2 separate regions of the Homo sapiens genome follow, and region 1 is linked to region 2. Evidence: chromatin loops called from intact Hi-C (ENCODE). Cell type or tissue: MCF 10A. All regions are shown on one strand. Each heading gives the region's core, and the rest is flanking DNA. Links, peaks and the distances in the headings are about the cores only.

Evidence for each region. Hi-C counts contacts between places; a loop is a spot of excess contacts. Peaks named below come from ENCODE experiments on the same cell type or tissue, not always from the same donor. Only the 100,000 strongest peaks of a DNase experiment are listed, where the experiment ranks them.
Region 1: a loop joins it to region 2, with 2.4 times the contacts of the local background. A loop is called at or near these places in 7 of 110 quality-filtered maps.

What each region holds. Positions count from the first base shown.
Region 1 is chr10:99,975,832-99,978,747 of GRCh38, forward strand. The region is part of intron 1 of DNMBP (dynamin binding protein); the gene reads right to left. Among named protein-coding and RNA genes, the nearest start is that of DNMBP, 33 kb to the right of the region's middle. In MCF 10A, for the core only: no CTCF peak of the experiment used is centred there; DNase peaks (open chromatin) are centred at 890 and 1,330.
Region 2 is chr10:99,925,453-99,928,368 of GRCh38, forward strand. The region is part of intron 4 of DNMBP (dynamin binding protein); the gene reads right to left. DNMBP-AS1 (DNMBP antisense RNA 1) reads left to right here and starts at 1,753. Exons shown (of 5, transcript NR_024130.3): 1 at 1,753-1,847; 2 at 2,708-2,788. In MCF 10A, for the core only: no CTCF peak of the experiment used is centred there; a DNase peak (open chromatin) is centred at 1,639.

The DNA of each region.
Region 1 (2,916 bases), core at 128-2,627, 50 kb after region 2:
ATCATACTTTCATAATAACCATCAAGACTATTATAGTTATAACAGTGCCTAACATTCATTGAGTACTTCCTAGGTACATGCATTTACCATGTACTTCCCTGAGTCCTCGCAAGGACCCTATCATATGTTATTGGTTCCCATTTGGCAGGTGGGGACACGGGATCAGAGAGATGATAGCTGTCCAAGGTCACATAGTAAGTCAGAGGTGTAATGGGAACCCAAATCTGTCTGTCTCCAAAGCCTTAACCAGTATGCTAACAGTGTGAAAGCACCTAGGTCAGGGCTGGTATAGTAGCTGCTCAATAAACATTAGTCATTATTACAAAGCATCATTTCCATAATCAACTGCAAGCTCAAATTTGTGTCACTGATATAGCATCATCAGAGAATGTGCTATTTCAAACATATAAACTCTACGGAGCTTACCATTTCAACATGTCAAAACCTGGTTAACTTTGATTGTTTAAAAATAGACACACTCCAGACTTCCCTGACTTCTTTATTAGAAGACCTTGAACATGACTTACTCTTTGGCTGATGGGTCCAAGTTCATTATTAAGACTACACATTACTGTATTAAGCTGTGATACACAATACCAGCACTGTCTATCTTTTAGGCCTTTCTCTTTCAACGTCAGCCTACCCTCTGCTCTCCTCTGTCAACTTTTCCACGCCCTTGCTATATTGCTGTTTATGATCTGCTATGGAGGGGAGACCACACGCATACTACCAAAATTATGTAAAGTTCCTAGATAAATAAAAGTAAACAAGCTCTAAATGCGAGGCTAACAAACTCTACTGTGGTGGGAAAGGACACATGTTCGTGGTAGAGTTTTTCAACAGTTATTTTCATGTGCACTGAGGCCCCTTTCTTACTTTCTGGCTGTCTTCCAGAGGACTGAAGTTGCCAGATGTCAGATTTCCACATAAGGGTGGTGTCCTAAGTATTTTCTTAAAAAAAAAAACACCACACATAATGTCCTGCAAACTTCTTAGCCATCTAGATGTTTATGTTATTAAAACTATTCCTTAACCTTCGGCCAAATTAGATACTATTTTTCTTCTTATACTACATTTTCTCAGATTTCATCTATCAGACTAGATATATCTAATTATCTAAAATATCAAGTAAAGAATTAGCATAAACCCCATATAATTACTTAGAGAACTACCCCATTACACAAAGGGAGTAATGCTTGTAATCTGAAAGAGTTAAAGCTTCTCCCAGAGAACCTTTTCACTCTACCAGAAAATGACTCAGAAGCAGAGGAGAATCTGGCTCAATAAATACTTTTACTGACTGACCTCCTACTCCATTGGAATGAGTGCATAATCACTGAGGAGCACACACCCTAGAAGGGTACTGAAGTCACGGCCTCGCTAAATTACATGATTCATGTGTGAGACCCAAAAGTATGTATAATATGACGAATCTCATCTGTCTTCTCTGCCCTGTATACCCTATGAAAAGCAGCTACTCTTATTCATGCCAGGGCCATTTTAGAAGCCTGAGCATATATTTTGAAACAATCATAAATGGCTTCTATAAGCTGTTCCACCAACTCCAGATAGAAGTAAAAAGAACTGCAGAGGAAATCAGAACACAGATGGGCTTGAGAGAACACCGAGGAAATTACTGCTTATATGGCATGATTTCAGGGACAGCAGAAAAATTTGCTATGAAAACACCATCTTCTTCCCTTGCTGGTGAACGCCTATCTTTCCACCTTTAGGGAGTCATTCTGCATTTGAAATATAGATATATTTGGAAAGAAAATTCTTCAAACCCTTTTAGAATGTAAACTCTGTGAAGGAAGAGATTTATTTCATTCACTGGTCTACAGCAGTGCCTGGCACATAAAATATTTTCAGATTTTTGATGAACAAACGATTTGTTGAAGTTTGGGAAAATATATGAAACTCTTTTTTTATTCTTATCTTTTAAAAATTTTTTTCCAATAATCCAACCTGTCACAATATATGAAACTATTCATATCAAAATCTCAAGTTTTACTTACCTAAAACTAAATTAACCATCTCTTCCCCAAAAATAGTTTTACCTTCCAGCTTGTCTATCTATGTATGGCACTGGCAACAGTGCCATAGCAATGTCATAGAAATCTTCCAGGTCAAGCATTAATGTCTTGGACTTCTTCATCCTCTATGGCAGACGGTACACTAAGAACAACAGCTATTGTATGATTATCTACCAAGTGTCAGACACTGATCTAGGAGCTTAAATCCTCACGACTCCGCAAGGTAGACAGCAAGTCTCCAAAGCCAGGGTGCCTGCATTCCAATCCCAGCACCACCACTGAGCAATTTACTCAATCTCTTTAGCTGACAAATAGCTAAACCAGAACCCGAATTCAGGCCTGTTTGATTCCCATGCCCACGTTCTTTTTATGGCAAACATCACTTTTCTTAAACTTCATTGGTTCTTCCTTCAACATCCTCTAGACTTCCATTTTTCTGTTTCTCCAACATTTAACTATGAAAATTTTCAAACAGTGAGGTTGAAAGAATTTTACACCCACCACCTAGATTCTAGCATTAACATCTTACTGCAGTTACTTTATCACATATTATCTATCCCTTTATTCGTTTATCAATTTGTGTTATTTTTTGGATGCATTTCAAATATATATATTTTTTATTTTGATGCACTTCAAAATAAATCATAAACATTTCCCACCAAACTCTGACATATATATCTTAACTAGAGTCCAATATTTGTTTACGGTTTTTGTTGTTGTTGTTTTCTTTTTTGAGACAGGGTCTCTGTCACCTAGGCTACAGTGCAGTGGCGTGATCTTGGCTTACTCTAACCTCTGCCTCCCAGACTCAGGTGATCATCCCACCTCAGCCTCCTGAATATCTGCGATCACAGGTGTGTACCACCACACCTGGCTAATT
Region 2 (2,916 bases), core at 163-2,662:
TCGCCCAGGCTGGAGTGCAGTGGCACAATCTCAGCTCACTGCAACCTCCACCTCCTGGGTTCAAGCGATTCTCCCGCCTCAGCCTCCGGAGTAGCTGGGACTACAGGCGCCCACCAACATGCCCAGCTAATTTTTGTATTTTTGTACACAGGGGGTTTCACCATGTTGGCAAGGCTGGTCTCAAACTCCTGACCTCAAGTGATCTGCCCACCTCGGCCTCCCAAAGTGCTGGTATTTCAGGCGTGAGCCACTGTGCCTGGCCTGACCCACACTTTAGGCTGTAACTCACATTTACATAATACATTTATGTCTATACACATACACATACACAAAGTATTACATGCTTACTTTTACTACATAGAATGTAGTATGAAAGTTTTTTCTATTTACTTTTATTTTTCAGAACTGCTGATTGCAACCCCCAAACAGACTTCAAGACCCAGTCATGAGTGGCTACCCATTATTTACAAAAACATGGGATTGTGGCTATATAAGCTTCCTTCCAGTAATAACATAAGAGGCTCCTATTTTGTAGCCTTCCAACCCTGAACCTTTAGCCCTCTCTAGTTTTGTTTAGAGCCCTCTCTAGTTTCATAGTTTTCTCTGTAAGAGCTCTTCATTTAGATATCCTAATATTATTTACATGCAAAACAGGTAACGTGGAATTTGAAACACCAGGTCCCCTTCTCATCATAACCATGTATGTTATTAGCAAGTGCAAAACCCTAGTGCCCACACTTGGTCTAGTAATGGTAGAGTAGCTCACATTGTACTAATCTCCCTACTTATAACTACCAAAAACACTTTACAAGATTTATTTTTTTAACTTTTATTTACTTTTATTTTTCTAGAGATGTGGTCTCACTCTGTCACCCAGGCTGCAGTATAGTGGCATCATCATAGCTCACTATAGCCTCGACCTGCCAGGCTCAAGTGATCCTCCCACCTCAGCCTTCTGACAGATATTTTAAAAAATAACTATATGCAGGCACTGAAAAGCAATCAAAAGCAGGCAGAATTTGGAGGGGATATGACTCAAAACAAGGGAAGCAAACTAGGTAAGATGCACCTGTCTCCAGTCCTCCCCTCAGGGCACTCCCTAGTCTTTTAGGACGCCGGGAAATAAAGCAAAAGAAGAAAGCCCACATGGGGCAATCTTACTGGGCTGAGCAGCCAAAGGTTCCAGTCTGGGGGCTCTGAAGACATTAGCTATTAAGGGGGAAATCCTGGAAAACAGTAAGCCACAGAGAGGAGAGCCCCAAAATCTGTGCAGAAATGCCTCTCAATCCTTCAACTGTGCATGCAGGTGATGAGACTCCAAGGAACCCCGTGGAAAGCTGGAGGCCAGAAGAGCCCAGCAGATAGATCTTCACCAACTGTCTGGCTCTGGGAAGACACAGTTTGAAATTTGAGTCCCTCCAAGTTAGGAGGTTCAATAAACACTTCCAGTTTTCTGTTGAAACCTCCGAAGGGCCACACCTTAGGAATAAGGCCCACCTCTCAGAACTAGAGGTCCACACCCTAGGACTAAGAGCAAACCCCTAACAGACCTGCCCTAAAAAAACCTCAGATGGAGGCCTCAGGAGAATGACTGATCAGGCCGGTGAGAAAGGAAAGCCTGGGGGAAAACTTGGCTTCCTGCCTGGGGGAGAGGCTGGAGAGCAGCCACTGAACAGAGCTCTGTCTCAGATGGAGGAGGGGTGGCAAGGGGAAGACGGGAGAAGAGGAAGGGACAGGACATTCCACTTAGACAATCAAACTTGAAGTGTTTACGGTCTAGGGTAGATGTCCAACAGGGAGCAGGGACTATCAATCTGGAACTCAGAGACGAAACCATGGAGTGACAGGTGGGTGGCGCAACTTATAAAGGGGAAGGGAGGTGGGCAGATAAAACACAAAGAAATGGCCATTTATGAGCACCTACTATGTTCCGGATATGTGACTGTTTTATTTTTCTATCTCATTATGAGAGAGGTATTATCTTCACTTTACAAATTGAGAATCCGAAGCTCCAAGAGGTTAAGTAATTTTTGTCAAGTTAAGGCCATTTAGTAAATGGTGGAGCTGAGATTTGAACTCAGGGCAGACCAACTCTGATGCTTGTTCCTTTGTGTAATTACACAGTGTTCCCTTGTAATATTCAGGAAGGGCAATGGCGTGAGAGAGCTAACAAAGAACGTTAGAATGCTGAAAGATTTCTAGTAAAGACAGAATTTGTTATAGGTCAAGAAGGATATTAGGGGTACAAAAAGGGGTGAACTAAATATGAATATACTTTCAAAAGTTAAGTCCTCAAAGATAAAGAGAGTTGTAGAAATGGAAATGATATTGGGTGGAACCGAGCTGGTTTCAGGGAGATCAGAGGGCACATTACAACACTGCAGAGAGAAGGGTTTCACTCCTGTTAAGTCAAACAGAATAAACACACTTTGATTACAGTTGGGAGGCTTAATACAATAAGGAACTAAACATAGGAAACAAAGTTCACCAAAGGAACAGATGCGGGGGGAAGGGAAGAGGAACAATACAAAAACCAATATAAAGAATCACAGAATCAGACTTTTTTCTTTTTTAGCTGGAAGGAATTTAGAAGTTATCCAGTCCCTATCATTTCAGAGAGAAAATGCACCTAGGAAAAAATGACTAGCTGCTAAAAACCTCAGCCTCCCAACTAAAGCTGGGTTTGGTTTCATTTTTGTCTTTATAGGTGCAGGTTAAGAGCCTGTTAGGTCCAAAATGGTGCCCCAGAAATTCAAGTTAAGTCAAGCCCATGTTGGAAGACCACCAGGTAAACCACCGGCCATCCCAGGACCATAGCAGGCTTATCTTTTCAGTCTGTGGTGGCCCCTAGTACAAATCTAACCAGCCAGCCCATTCTGAAGGAGACCTAGACGAGAAACTTTCTACTTAAGGGGA